2 separate regions of the Homo sapiens genome follow, and region 2 is linked to region 1. Evidence: read pairs that join two places in POLR2A ChIA-PET (ENCODE). Cell type or tissue: PC-9. All regions are shown on one strand. Each heading gives the region's core, and the rest is flanking DNA. Links, peaks and the distances in the headings are about the cores only. Region 1 has its middle 14 kb from the start of PTPN2. Region 2 overlaps PTPN2 (protein tyrosine phosphatase non-receptor type 2).

Region 1 (7,652 bases), core at 1,671-5,670:
GTGGTGTAAATTCCAGCCCAACGGCAGGAGGAAACCTGTGTCCCAGCTCAAACAGTGAGGCAGGACCAAAAAAATGGGTGAATTCCCCCACCCTCCCCTTGTGGTTCACTCAGGCCCCTAACGAATTGGATGGAGAGCAATCGACTTTTCTGAGCCACCAGTTCAAATGTCCGTCCCATCCTGAACACCCTCACAGACACACCAGAAATAGTGTTTAATGTGCACACCCCATGGTGCAGTCAGATTGACACATAAAATTAAGTATCACCTCAAGCTTGCCAGGGCAAAGATGCGTGGCTGCTTTCTGTGGCCAGAGTGTGGGCCATGTGAAAGAAAGAGCTGGCTGGGGTGGTCTCAGATCATGTCTGGAGGAGTGAGGAGGCAACAGCAGGAAAAAACAACAAGGACAACAACACATGACCGTGTACGGCCAGATGGCGATGGGCTGAGAAAGGAGTCATAGGGAACCAGATGGAGGGCATGAACTGCAGCTAAGAAACCTCCAGCAGCGAGGGGAGGAGGGGCACCAGGACCTCGATTCGATGCAAAACCCGGTCGTGCTCTGGGCGCCACTCAGAATTGTAAGTCATCTGATAAATGGGTTGAAGCAAAGTTTCTAAGTGTAGCACATGATGCCTCCAAAATTCAAAGAGGACTTCCAAATGCTCTGCCTCTTTCTCAGTGGTAGGGAGGGCAAGGTGCAATGATATGTTCTTTACACTAGAATGTTTCATCATGCTCAGACCATTTCATCTTTTAAAAACTTTAACAGGGAATGAATTTTCTTTTCTTTTATCTTCTTTTTTCAATACAGGGTCCTGCTCTGTCATCCAGGCTGGAGGGCAGTGGTACAATCATGGCACATTGCAGCCTCCACCTCCTAGGCTCAAGGGATCCTCCTGCCTCAGCCTCCCGAGTAGCTGCGATTATAGGCATGTGCCACCATGCCCGGCTAATTTTGTATTTTTAGTAGAGACGGGGTTTCTCCATGTTGGTCAGGCTGGTCGCGAACTCCTGACCTCAGGTGATCCGCCACCTTGGCCTCCCAAAGTGCGGGGATTACAAGAGTGAGCCACCGCATCCGGCCTGGATTTCTTAATATTTACAGTGTACCTGCTACACTCTGATGCATACGTCTCACCAAGGCAGCCAGAGGACTTGCAACTTCCCGCTCACCAGGTCCAGTTAACATGACATCCTCAAACAGTGGGCTGATGTGACATTCTGCAGATGCCAAGAAGATCAAGACCCTGGTGGGCTATGTTGGGACAGAAAGTAGAGGTTCTGGGGCAAGACAGTGAGTGTGATGAATGTTGTTCATTCCAAGTAAAAACTAACTATTTTGATCCTCTTTATTGGCAGATATTGAGAAGTATGATATTAATGGTTCAGTAGCCACATAACAAGCTTTGGAAACTGTGTTGATTGTTCATACCATATACCACATTGTGTAGTCCATGCTACAGTCCATACAACCTATGATTGGGGCTCTATTTATTTATTATTATTATTATTTTTATTTTTATTTTTTGAGATGGAGTCTCGCTCTGTTGCCCAGGCTGGATCGCAGTGGCCTGATTCTGGCTCACCGCAACCTCCACCTCCCGGGTTCAAGCAATTCTCCTGCCTCAGCCTCCTGCATAGCTGGGACTACAGGTGTGCGCCACCATGCCTGGCTAATTTTTGTATTTTTAGTAGAGCCAGGGTTTCACTATGTTGGCCAGGCTGGTCTCAAACTCCTGACCTCGTGATGCACCCACCTCGGCCTCCCAAAGTGCTAGAATTACAGGTATGAGTTACCGCGCCAAGCCTATTTATTCATTTATTTGTTTATTTTTGAGACAGAGTCTCGATCTGTCACCCAGGCTGGAGTGCAGTGGCACGATCTCTGCTCACTGCAACCTCTGTCTCCCAGGTTCAAGCAATTCTCCTGCCTCAGCCTTCTGAGTAGCTGGGACTACAGGCGTGCACCACCACAGCTGGCTAATTTTTGTATTTTTAGTAGAGACGGGGTTTCACCATGATGGCCAGGCTGGTCTCGAACTCCTGACCTCAGGTGATCCGCCCGCCTCAACCTCCCAAAGTGCTGGGATTACAGGTGTGAGCCACCGCGCCCAGCAGGGCTCCATTTAGTTAGGTTTACAGTAGTCCACCCTTATCTGCCATGATCTGTGTAATTTTTGTAAGGGCCACTTGGGTAAATTGAAGGGGACTGCCACCCTCCATCCTTGAAGTTGCTTATGGTGGTGCTACTCTCTGCAATTCCTTCTAGTATTGCTTCTGATTTTTCAGGGACTTCTCTCCTGTGTCTTCCCCCCTATGTCTAGATGTCTAGAAATCATTGTAAGGTTTCTGCCAACTACTAGGTATATATCTATCCTAATTATACATGTGGGAGCTGAGAAAATAACCACAGGCCATGTTCCTGGACCCAGTGGACCCACTGCAGGGTATACTTGGGTCAGAACTCCATGTATCATCTGCCCTTCAAAAGCTCTGAGTGTAACTGGAGGAACATAACAGGATTTCAGGTCCCGTGGTATCTGAAGTTTCAACTCAGATTTTCTATCCATTTCCTTGGCACCATTGGGCTGCTAGGTGGCTGTAGGTTCCATTGGTGAAGGACTAGGGTAATAGTTATCATCTGTATTTTTAGTGGTGGTGCAGAGTCTTTCATTACAGAGAACTGGCAGGCTTCCCTTCAATCAATGTGCATTAGATCTGTGAACTGACTTAGCTTTGGAAATTGAATGAAGGATTGTGATTTTCCATTGCAGTGGCTAATTTCAAACTTCAGCTTCCCAGCACTTCTTTTTTTTTTTTTTCAAATTGTCCAAGTCAAGTCACAACCTAATTGTTGTTCACCCGTCTCAGCCCCTGGAACAGAGCCCACAGATCCTAGCAGGTCACAGCAGCGTAACTGCCATGCTGGCCTTGCTGCCCATGATACTAACTTCATTCCCCTTCTGCTGCTGCCTCCTCTCTGCGATTTCAGAATCCCGTCATGCCCATTGATACCTGGCATCCATTGGCAGGATCTTCCACTGGCCGGCTCTGGCCTACAAAGGACAATTCCTACCAAGCTTCTCAAAGATGGTCATGCCTCCCTCACCAGTGGGTCTTTGTGCTTTATGAAGGGAGTCTCCTCTGAGTCTTCCCAAAGAACACAGCCGGGAAGTGGGTTCTCTGATACCACATACTAAGCCTATTCTAATGTCTAATTTCCCTGAGCTCGTCTAGTATTCTGCCAAGGAAATTAAAGCATCCTCACCTCATTCATTGTAGGTCATCTTCCTGCCCAAGCTTCAGGAAACTATCCGAGCAGTGGATGAGAAGTGGATTCAGATGCCCTGACTAGGACTCCCAAACCAAGGGGTATATTCCTATATCAATAAATCCTTCTCTACCCATCCTTATATTTGCATCTTCCTTGGCCCAACATCTTAAGCTTTATAATTGCCCATTTTCCTCTCCTTCCTGTTGGTCCACATTAGACAGGTCTTACAATTCTTAGGATATATAAGATTTCTGCCTGGAGTTTGGACTGTTTACCTAAGCTGTGTTGGGATCAGACCCTGCTTCTTAGTATGGAGGTAACAAGTGGTGGCAGGGGTTGCTTTTGGGGAGTTAGTGGCTAAAACTGAGTTTCCTTGCCCTTTGAGACACTTTCTCATGTGAGGGCTTCTGTGAATCTAGTAAGAATGGGGGCGCACATCTGCTGGCCTGGGGGAGCCAAAAAAACCTGGGGTTGCAAGGTTCTCAGGCTGGTCCAAGTCCACCCAGGTATTTCTCAAGTCAATGATTTGAGGACGAGACCATTTATGGCTATGCATTCATGCTCCTTTGCATCTCTGTTTTCCTAATAACACAGTGCTGTGCCTGATTTTCATCCACACATTCTACGAATAAAATGAGCGTCTCCATGAATGCAGTTATGGAGCCGCTTTGCTTCCACAACCTGCCTCAAGCTGACAGTTGCAGGTGGAAACCTGTTTGACTTTTTTTTCAAGACGTCCAGAGCATTTAACAAAGACCAGGAACCTCCAAAATCGTTATAGTTCCCCTCGCCCCAATACCACTTAGGTGTCAGAGCTGCCACATGCCCAGTGCTTTACCTTCCACCTGCACCTCATCCCAAGCCACCAGGGTGAGATCCTTAGCAATCGTGATGTTACCAGATGCCACTCACTCCAGCCTCGTGTTTCTTAGCTCTGTGTTTTCCAGCTCCAAAATCCCATCCTGAGAATCTGCTTCCTAGGCCCATGTCTGTGACTAATTACCTTAGCCTGAGTTCCCTGAAAGCAGACCCTGAGACCAAGGCTTGTTGCAAGGACTTTATTTGGGAAAGCGCTTCTAGAGAGCAGCAGTGCAGGGAAGGAGGATGAACAGGTGAGGAGGAAAAGCAAACATAAGAAAGCCTTGTCACGTCCATCACCAGACACAAATGACGCTTGTTCACACTGAGACTGACTTACTTTTTCTTTCTTCCTTTCTTTCTTTCTTTCTTTCTTTTCTTTCTTTCTTTCTCTCTTTCTTTCTCTCTCTCTCTCTCTCTCTCTCTGTCTCTCTCTCTCTCTCTCTGTCTGTCTGTCTCTCTCTCTCTTTTTCTTTTTAAGACAGAGACTCACTCTGTCACCCAGGCTGGAGTGCAATGGCACGATCTTGGCTCACTGCAACCTTCGCCTCCTGGGTTCAAGAGATTCTTCTGCCTCAGCCTCCTAAGTAGCTGGGATTACAGGTGCCTGACACCACACCCAGCTAATTTTTGTATTTTTAGTAGAGATGGGGTTTCACCATGTTGGTCAAGCTGGCCTCAAAGTCCTGATCTTAGGTGATCCACCCGCCTTGACCTCCCAAAGTGCTGGGATTACAGGCATGAGTCACCACGCCCGGCCCCCACTGGGACTTTCTAAGGAGCCATGAGAAATGCATCCGAGAATCGGCCACCTGGAGGCTCGGTGCAGTGGCTCACATTTATAATCCCAGCACTTTGGGAGGCTGAGGCAGGAAGATCCCTTGAGTTCAGGAGTTCAAGACCAGCCTGGGCAATATAGTGAGACCTTATCTCTACAAAAAAACTTTTTTTTAATTAGCTGGACATGTTGGCATGCACCTAGTCCCAGCAACTCAGGAGGCTGAGGTGGGAGGATCACTTGAGCCCGGGAGGTCAAGGCTGCAGTGAGCCATGATCACACCATTGCCCTCCAGCCTGGGCAACAGAGCAAGACCTTGTTTCAAAACAAAACAAAACAAAAGCAAAACAAAAAAAAATCAAATAATTGCCTTCCTGGGGTGTGAAAGGGGAAATCAACATCGGTTAAGAGTGGTGCCGCGGCGGCGGCGGCGGCGGCGGCGGCGGCGGCCTCGACCTGGCCCGGCGGCGGCCTCGATGGCTCAGGCGTCTTGGCTCCCGACGGGCGCTGCTCCCTGGCGCGCTCTGTTGAGGCGCCGGCCGGCTGGCGCAGTCCTGTGGGCAGCGTGGCGCTTGCAAGCGCAGGAAGAGTTCTGGGGGGACCGCGGTGGGCGGGATACCTTTGGCGCCGGCTCTTCCTCTTTCTCCCGGTTTGTTCCCGACGGTGCTCGCTCGTGGGCCCGCCCTGGCCCGGGCTTTCTGGCCCCGTAGTACCCGCGCGGCCTAGTTCTCGGGGGCTTGGGCACCCGGGTGCTGTATCGGCGGGTTTCTTCCCATGTCCTGGACATTTACTTTATATGCTGCGGCGGAGGTCGTACCTCCTTGGCCTGGAGGAACCCAGTGGGGACTGACGCAGCTCCGGGTGAGCTTTGGCGGCTGTGTCGAGTGACAACGTAGGCATCTCAGCACGGACATTTGCAGTGGCCCGACGGCGCAAATGACAGGGGAAGTCCCCTTGTTTTGAGTATGAGGTGTTTGTCGCTGTCCCTTTATAAGGGTCCAACTCCACTCATACTCACCTCCCTCGCCCCCCCCCCCACCCCGCCCAGAACACTTTGGTAGCTGCCTTTGCTTAAAAAAAAAAAAATTCTAAAGTTCTTACAAATCGTTAGTATGGCTTACAATTTTTAACCTTTTCCACAAATGTTTTTAGGGTATTTTTCCTCTTTACAGGTAAATGATGTGATCTATTTTGGATTCAATAAGACTTTAGTAATTGGATCTAAAGAGTGACGGAAGAAGCTATTAAAGGTGGATGTGCACAGAAAAAAAAAAAAAAAAGAGTGGTGCCACTGGTGCTAACTCCTCTGCACATCTGAGTTAAGAATGTTTCAGTGAATTGTGTGTTCGTTTAGGTGTTGCAAGTCACAGCATCAGAGAAGCCCCAGAGCGGAAAGTGAAAGGTGCTCAGAGATGATCATTCATATGGCTATGAACTAATTAAGATTCAGGGATTTGAATGTGTCTCCTCATAACAAGAATATACAATATACTTCATGTAAATTTTTCTAGTCAAAGAAATGTTAATTAAAACTGTCTGGACTCTGTTTCACCTGGGAGAAAGTATGTTTTTGCAACAATATCAATTCTTTTGTGTTTTTTATTAACATAATAGTATTTCATTTCAGAAGCAGCCTGATATGCACATAAGCATAAAATAGTAAGAAGTGGGAAGTAGTTGTGGATAAAAAGGAACCAGGCCAAGCACGGTGGCTCATGCCTTTAATTCCAGCACTCCAGGAGGCCAAGTTGGGAGGGTTCATAGGGATGTGGGCAAACATATAGTTCTAAATCGCTGCCTATAGCATTACATTGATTCTATTCTTTCATACAGCAATTTAACAGTGGATTTCAAAAGCTATAAAAATATCTGGCTGGGCACAGTGGCTCACACCTGTAATCCCAGCACTGTGGGAGGTCAAGGCAGGTGGATGACTTGAGTCCAGGAGTTCAAGAACAGCCTGGGCAACACGGCAAGATCCCCTCTCTACAAAAAATACAAAAATTAACTGGGCATGGTGGCACACGCCTGTGGTTCCAGCTACTCAGGGGGCTGAGGTGGGAGGATTGCTTGAGCCTAAGAGGTAGAGGTTTCAGTGAGCTGAGATTGTACCACTGCACTCCGCAGAGGTGACAGAGCAAGACCCTGTCTCAAAAAAAAAAAAAAAAAAAATAGCAGCAGGTGCTTTAAGCACCTTTCCCACATACCTTCAGCATGTACTTCTACATCCAGAGGCTATTTTCTGCTTTAATTTTTTTTTTCTGGCCATGGAAACAAGCTCAGCTTACATACAGGGCAAAGTAGGAGTGGCAGAGAGCTAAGTAGCTCTAGAAACAGTCTTCAAACCATGACAGGTGGGGAGTTAGTGGTTAAAACTGAGTTTCCTTGCCCTTTGGTCTGGAAACTTTGACAGTATGTTCTTTACTGCCCCCCACCCCCCAGAGTTTCCCAGCAGGCTGGAAGTCCTCTTGTTGCCCACAGTGCTAACTGGTTGTTAATAAACACGCTTTCTTCTTTTCCCTGTTTCCCTTCCCTTCTCCCTTACTAGTGTTTCCCGGCATCACCTCCCATGTAAGACTCCATCTCAAATCTCAAATGGACTCAAATCTCCATCTCAGGGTTTGCTTCTAGACAAATCCAAATGGAGATAACTAATAAACTTTTGGACCAATAATTACACTTCTGGGTATTTATCCAAAGGAAAAGTCCTTCAAAAGAAGAGAGGTGGGCCGGGCGCGG
Region 2 (7,652 bases), core at 129-4,128, 87 kb after region 1:
TAGATCGGACCATTGGTGTCAGAATAAAGGTTTATTTAAAAAGATTTTTTCCAAATCTTTAAATAGCATTAAAATATTCTTAATGCACAGAAACATTAGGGCACTCAGAGCCAAAATACGCAATGTTTGGGAAACTCAGCCCATTAGAACATGTCCTGCTTCAGACGCCAGACTTTGGGAACACTGGATTTGCCAGGGTCACTTTGGCAGTGATCAGTGATTTAGGTGAAGTAAAAGTTATTTCAGATGTTTAAGATTAGGAAAATTTCCCTTTCTAATCACAGTGAGCTTTCACCAACTTAAATCTGGAGTTCAAAAAGAAAAGTAGTTCAATCAGATTTCCCCATGCCTTCACAGCCTGCATGCCGCCTTCCCTGCCTGCTTCCTGGCTGTGATGAGACGGGTAACTGGGAGGGAAATGTATTGTCCTTTGGATTGTGTCTTTCCTACCACTGCTTTTTTTTTTTTTAAGTTTTGTGTCTTTAGTTTTAGAATACATACTTTATCTGAGGGTGGATCTTTTTTTATCACAGAGATGAGTTTTTCTGGACACACTTTTTTGTGGAGTCTTTGACAGTGCAGTTTGTGGCTAGGAAGGATTTTTTTTCTGTTAATTTATCTGGTGTGATATTGTCCTCAGGCTCTCAATTCTAAGGCATTTTCTGCCCCTATTCCAGATAGGATATTGGAAACATCTTTATCCTTCAGGTACTCAGGATCAGAAAAGCATGCTGCCCATTCCAAGGGGTTAATTTCTGCAGAAATGGTCTTGGCATTCTGAGAATCTTTTTTAATTGGTGCATTTAGACCATCGGCATATGAAGTGATTACTGATAAAGTTGGATTAATAAATACATACCACACATGCTACTGGTTTTTTTTTCTTTTTTTGAGACGCAGTTTTGCTCTTGTTGCCCAGACTGGAGTGCAATGGCACAATCTCGGTTCACTGCAGCCTCTGCCTCCCAGGTTCAAGTGGTTCTCCCCACTCAGCCTTCCGAGTAGTTGGGATTACAGGTGCCTGCCACCACTCCTGGCTAATTTTGCATTTTTAGTAGAGATGGGGTTTCACAGTGTTGACCAGGCTGGTCTCGAACTCCTGACCTCAAGTGATCGCCCACCTCGGCGTCCCAAAGTGCTGAGATTACAGGCGTGAGCCACCGCACCCAGCCCAAAGTGATTGTATCTTAAGTCTGTAAATATGTGTAATTATAATCTTAAAGCATGTATTCATTTACAGAAAACTTCCAATGACTTTGACATTCCTATAGACATATAGGCTATTTGCAATTGCCTTTCAGCACAAGGTCAGGCATAAATACTTAAGCTGGTTGCTGGTATTACCACATATTTATTAGCATATTCCCAGTATTGATGATGACAGTTAACCCCCCAGAGTAAATATCTAGTTTGGCAATTCAGAACTAATGTTGTAAGATCTCTAGCTGGTAATTTGATATTACTAATAAAGTATTAAATGTAAATGATAAACTTTTAACAAATTACAGAGGATTTGAAGTTTAATTGCATTGCTTAAAGCTTTCTTCAGTGAGAGAAATGGGTAGAGCTAGGGTTCTAGGCATTGTGTGGGGGGCATGGCTCCTAGTGGCAGTGACTCATGGGTTGGTGCAACGTGAGCACAGAATTAGAAAGAAAGATGAAACAGTACCAGGCCTCAAAATGAGAGCTCCTTTGAGGTTATAGTTTAGTGAAATGTAATTCCTTGGCTTCACCAGTCAGCATTAATGACCTGAGGCAGGTGACTCAGGAGTGCTGGCTCCCTTGTGTGTCACAGGGAGGACAGAGACGAGTGAGTTTGCTGAACCTATATAGGCATGAGTGAGTTTGCTGAACATAGGCACGAGTGAGTCTGCTGATCATAGCCATGAATGAGTCTGTCGAACATAGCCATGAGTGAGTTTGCTGAACATAGCCATGGCAAAATGACATTGTTGGGTTTGTGGGGTTTTTTTAATTCACTAGCATTAAATATCTCTTTTATTTCTCTCTCTGCCGAGTGCTTTCCTTGTTGACGTATTCTGAATTTGTTGCATATTCTGGGAAGTGGTCCAGTGAGACTTGATTTTTGGTGTCATCTTATTTGTTGACATTGTTGAGTGTTGTCCAGCTATAAGGCCAAGTTACATAACTAGGTCTCAGTCAAGAGTGGAAACTTCAAAAATTGACCAGTGTAAATTCTGGAGACAATTTAACATTTTTGTGGGGTACTTTGTTGAACACACATCTTTATAAGGGGTCACAGCATAGTCAACCCAGACTTGCCTAGGTTAAAATTCTGTCTCTACTATTTGTTAGGTGCATATCCTTGGGCGAGTTACCTAATTATTCTCCCCACATCTTCCGTAAAAAGGGTGTAATAATGGTAATATTAGTATTAGTGCTTATCTCCTAAGGTTATTGTGAGGATTAAGAGCTAGCACATTTGAAGTGTTAGAATATGGCATGGAGAGTAGCAAGTACTCCATGTCTTCACTATAAAAGATTTGGATTGAGTAACAAAACAAACAAGGGAACAAAGAAAATAGACAGTCATCTAAGTGAAGACATCCTTAATTACTCCTGTGTTCCATTATATTGTAGTTTCTTGATTGTTGGCACAGTATTCTTTCGGGGACATGGTTTGCGCCCTCTTAGGGCTCAGGATTTTCAGTTCTACCCCACTACTCATGAAGTCCAGAGACCTCTTTCCCGGAGGTCTATTTCCTTTCCAGCCTCATCTCTCCTACTCAAGCTTTGCGTGTTTTCCATCCTCTAGACAAATTGTACCAAACTGTACTACTAACTGTTCTCCAAACACAACAAACTGTAGAATTTCACATTTTCTAAATCTTCTGTAAATCAACTATTATAAAACAAAAAAGCCAGCCGTGGTAGTTCTCTCCTATAGTCCCAGCTACTCAGGAATCTGAGACAGGAGGACTGCTTGAGCCCAGGAGTTTGAGGCTACAGTGAGCTGTGATCACACCATTGCATTCTGGCCTGGGCAACAGAGTAAGACCCCATCTCTAAAAAAATTAAAAACATAAAAAGAGGTACATTGATTATGCAGCTAAGTAAAATAGCCATATCTGGGAACGGTGAAGTGTGGAAAATGCTTTTTTTTTTGAAACAGAGTTTCACTGTTGTTGCCCAGGCTGGATTGCAGTGGCGTGATCTCGGCTCACTGCAACCTCCGCCTCCCAGATTCATGCAATTCTCCTGCCTCAGCCTCCCAAGTAGCTGGGATTACAGGCTTGCACCACCATGCCTGGCTAATTTTGTATTTTTAGTAGAGACAGGGTTTCTCCATGACACCGAGTCTCATCTTTCACCCAGGCTAGAGTACAGTGGCACAATCTCAGCTCACTACAACCTCGGCCTCCCGGGTTCAAGCAATTCTTCTACCTCAGCCTCCCAAGTAACTGGGATTACAGGCATGTGCCACCACACCCAGCTAATTTTTGTATTTTTGGTAGAGATGGGGTTTCACCATGTTGCCCAGGCTGGTCTCAAACTCCTGACCTCAAGTGATCTGCCCACCTCAGCCTCCCAAAGTGCTGAGATTACAGGCATGAGCCACTGTGCCAGGCGTGCCTTTTTCTTTTTAATACCTCTGGTACATGATGACAATGAGACAAATTAGAAACTAGTTTATCCATTGTATGAATGGATTTCCCAGAGATTTTTTAAAGATCTGAATACAAGCATTGCTTTTAACAGTACCATATTGCACAAGAGTAACTCCAGGGAATGAATATTCCATAAGTTCTAAAAAACTTTAAGTTGCAATGTTACATCTCTGTCCAAAATCATTAGACTCCTCGGGCAATAAGTAGAGTATTCCTTATTTATTAGATCCAAGACTCCTTGCGTCCTTGATAGGATCTTCAAAGAAGGCCATCCCTGTCCATACCAAGTCATTTGGGCCAGTGTCAGTCATAGGTAATCAAAACCATTGGCTCCCACTGCTTCTGCCTCTACCACTTGCCACTGGCAGATACATAGATGGGGATCATGTTTCATCCTTTCAAGGACTTGAGAGACTATAGTCCCAGTGCATAGGTTATATATGCGTTTTTCTTCTCTGGCATGTACAATTGTCACTGCTTTCATCTGCAGGGGCCCAGATACACTCTTCTTCCTCTACCTTTGTCCCTAGGAATGGTGACAAGTGAGAGCACAGGAAACATATTTTCTAGACATGATGCTGGGCGCTTCACATGCCATCTCATTAATCACAACTGTCTCCCAGGGTAGATGATGACATCCTCTTTCATAGAAGAAACTGAAATTTGTCTTCATCTTGGTCCGAATCCTGGTTTGTGTTGCCATCTACTCCTGAAGGCCATGCTAGAGGCATGCTGGAGGGTGTTTCTCTAGCCCAGTGGTGGGCTAGCCAGCTGCCTGGAGCTGCTAGCGTACCTGATAGACACAACCAAATTAAAGTCCTTTAGCATCACAAGGACCAGCTTGGAGATCTCACCGTTAGTTCTCCCCTAGACTGAACAGTGGCAAGGAGCAAGAAGGTTCCAGATCACATTCAAGCACCACTGTGGTGACTACTCCAGTGTTACATACCTCTGGATTAGAAGTGGATTAAGATTCAAGCAAAATCTACCTTGGCTGAAATCTTTTTAAAAATTTTTGTGTTTTTTGTGCAGTGCTACTTTATTTTTTATTTTGTTTTTTTGTCTGTTGGTTGGTTGGTTCTTTTGAGACGGAGTCTCGCTCTGTCGCCCAGGAGTGCAGTGGTGTGATCTCAGCTCACTGCAACCTCCGCCTCCTGGGGTCAAGTGATTCTCCTACCTCAGCCTCCCGAGTAGCTGGGACTATAGGCGTGTGCCACCACACCCAGCTAATTATTTTGTATTTTTAGTAGAGATGGGGTTTCACCATGTTAGCTAGGATGGTCTCGATCTCCTGACCTCTTGATCCACCTGCCTCAGCCTCCCAAAGTGTTGGGATTACAGGCGTGAGCCACCGCATGCCCCGGCCTTTGTTTTTAATTGACACTTAGTAATTGTACATATTTATGGGGTTCAGTGTGATATTTTGATACATTTATGTAATGACCAAATTAGACTAGCACGTCTATCACCTCATACATTTATCTTTTCTTTGTGGTGAAAACGTTCAAAATCCTCTCTTCCAGCTATTTTGAAATCTCTATTTAATTATATATTATTATGTGCTAATATATTTCATAGTACTTGAAATATATATAAGTATATATAAGTATTTCGAAATAGCCAGAAGAGAGGATTTTATGTGTATATAAAATGTGTATGTATATAAATTTTTTTCGAGATAGGGTCTCATTCTCTTGTTCATGCTGGTGTACAGTGGCACGATCATGGCTCGCTCACTGTAGCCTCCGCCTCCTGGGCTCAAGTGATCCTCCTGCCCTAGTCTCTTAAGTAATTGGGACTGCAGGCGCGTGCCACCACATATGGCTAATTTTTAAATTTTTGTAGAGACTGGGTCTCACCATGTTGCCCAGGCTGATCTCAAACTCCTGGGCTCAAGCGATCTGCCCGCCCTAGCCTCCCAAACTGCTAGAATTGCAGGCATGAGCCACCACACCCTGTCTGAAATATTAAATATTATTAACCATAGTCATTCTGTGCAGTAAAACACCAGAACTCATCCCCCTGTTGAACTGTTGTTCAGTTTCTCACTATGCCCCCTCTTCCCTACTCTGCGAAGCCTCCAGTAGGTACTATTCTACTCTCTGCTTCTATGAGATTAACATTTTTAGATTCCACATATGAGTGAGAACATACAGTATTTGTCTTTGTGTACTTGGCTTAATGTCCTCCAGTTTCATCCATTTTGCCACAAAAGACAGGATTTCTTTTTTTTTTAATGGCCAAATAGTATTATATTATATATATATATATATATTTTTTTTTTTTTTTTTTTCCACATTTTCTTTCTCCCTCCATTCATTGATGGACATTTAGGTTGATTCCGTATCTTGACTACTGTGAATAGTGCTGCAATAAGCACAGGAGTGCCGATATGCCTTTGAAATCCTAATTTCATTTCCTTTGGATAAATACCCAGTAGTGGGATTGCTGGATCATATGATAGTTCTATTTTTAATCTTTTAAGGAACCTTTATGCTGTTTTCCAAGATGGCTGTACTAATTTACATTCCACCAGCCGTGTACAAGAGTTCCCCTTTCTCCACATTCATGCCAGCATTTATTTTTTGTCTTTTTGATAATAGTCATTCTAATTGGGGTGTGGTGATATCTCAGTGTGGTATTGATTTGCATTATTCTGATGATTAGTGATATTGACCATTTTCTCATGTATCTGTTGGCTCTTTGTATGTCTTTTAAGAAATGGCTATTCAGGTCTTTTACCTATTTTTAATTGGATTACTTGTGTTTTCTGCTATTGAATTTTGTTTGAGTTTCTTATATATTCTGGATATTAATCCCTGTCAAATGTATAGTTTGCAGATATTTTCTTCCATTCTGTAGATTGTCTCTTCAGTCTATCGATTGCTTCCTTTGCTATACAGAAGCTTTTTAGTTTGATGTAATCCCATTTGTCTGTTTTTGCTTTTGAGGTCTTATACAAAAGACCCTTCCCTTGCCCAGACCAATGTCCTGAAGTGTTTCCCTATCTTTTCTTCTAGTATGTATATTTGTTTGGGGTCTCATATTTAAGTCTTTAGTCCATTTTGAGTTGATTTTTTAATATGGTGAGAGATAGGGGTCTAGTTTCATTCTTGGGCATCTAGATATCCAGTGTTCCCAACACCATTTATCAAAGAGACTGTCCTTCACCAGTGTATATTCTTGGCATCTTTGTCAAAAATAAATTGGCTGTAAATACGTAGATTTATTTCCATGCTCTGTCTTCTGTTTTATTGGTCTTTATACCTGTTCTTATGATAGTAGCATGCTATTTTGGTTACTATAGCTTTGTAGTATATTTTGAGGTCAGGTAGTGTGATGCCCCCAGCTTTTTGCTCAAAATTGCTTTGGCTTTTGGGGTCTTTTATGATTTCATACAAATTTTAGGATTATTTATTCTGTTTCTGTGAAGAATATCATTGGTATTTTCATTGAATTGCATTGAATCTGTAGATCACTTTATGTAGTATGGACATTTTAACAGTATTAATTTTAATCCATGAACATAGGCTATCTTTCCATTTGTGTCCTCTTCAACTTTTTCCATTAATGTTTTATAATTTTCATTATAGAGATCTTTCACCTCCTTGGTTAAATTTATTCCTAGGTAATTTTTTTGAAAATGGAATTGCTTTCTTGATTTCTTTTTTCAGATAGTTTGTTAGTGATGTATAAAATTCTACTGATTTTTATTTGTTGATTTTGTATCCTGCAACTTTACTGATTTTTTTTATTAGTTATAACAGTTTTTTGGTAGAGTCTATAGGGTTTTCTATACATAAGATTATGTCTTCTGCAAACAGAGACAATTTGACTTCCTCCTTTCCAATTTGAATACCCTTTCTCTTAGCTAATTGCTCTGGCTAGGACTTACAGTATTATGCTGAATAAAAGTGTTGAAAGTGGGCATCCTAGCCCGGTGCGGTGGCTCATGCCTGTAATCCCAGCACTTTGGGGGGCTGAGATGGGCAGATCATGAGGTCAAGAGATTGAGACCACCCT

What was found. ChIA-PET counts read pairs that join two places held together with the same protein. Peaks named below come from ENCODE experiments on the same cell type or tissue, not always from the same donor. Only the 100,000 strongest peaks of a DNase experiment are listed, where the experiment ranks them.
Region 2: POLR2A ChIA-PET joins it to region 1 with 6 read pairs; 21 of 35 experiments call an interaction of 5 or more read pairs at or near these places.

The regions. Positions count from the first base shown.
Region 1 is chr18:12,894,817-12,902,468 of GRCh38, reverse strand. No RefSeq gene overlaps it. Among named protein-coding and RNA genes, the nearest start is that of PTPN2, 14 kb to the right of the region's middle. In PC-9, for the core only: no CTCF peak of the experiment used is centred there; no DNase peak of the experiment used is centred there.
Region 2 is chr18:12,805,839-12,813,490 of GRCh38, reverse strand. The region is part of intron 7 of PTPN2 (protein tyrosine phosphatase non-receptor type 2); the gene reads left to right. Among named protein-coding and RNA genes, the nearest start is that of LINC01882, 60 kb to the right of the region's middle. In PC-9, for the core only: no CTCF peak of the experiment used is centred there; a DNase peak (open chromatin) is centred at 1,760; H3K27ac peaks cover 2,108 bases.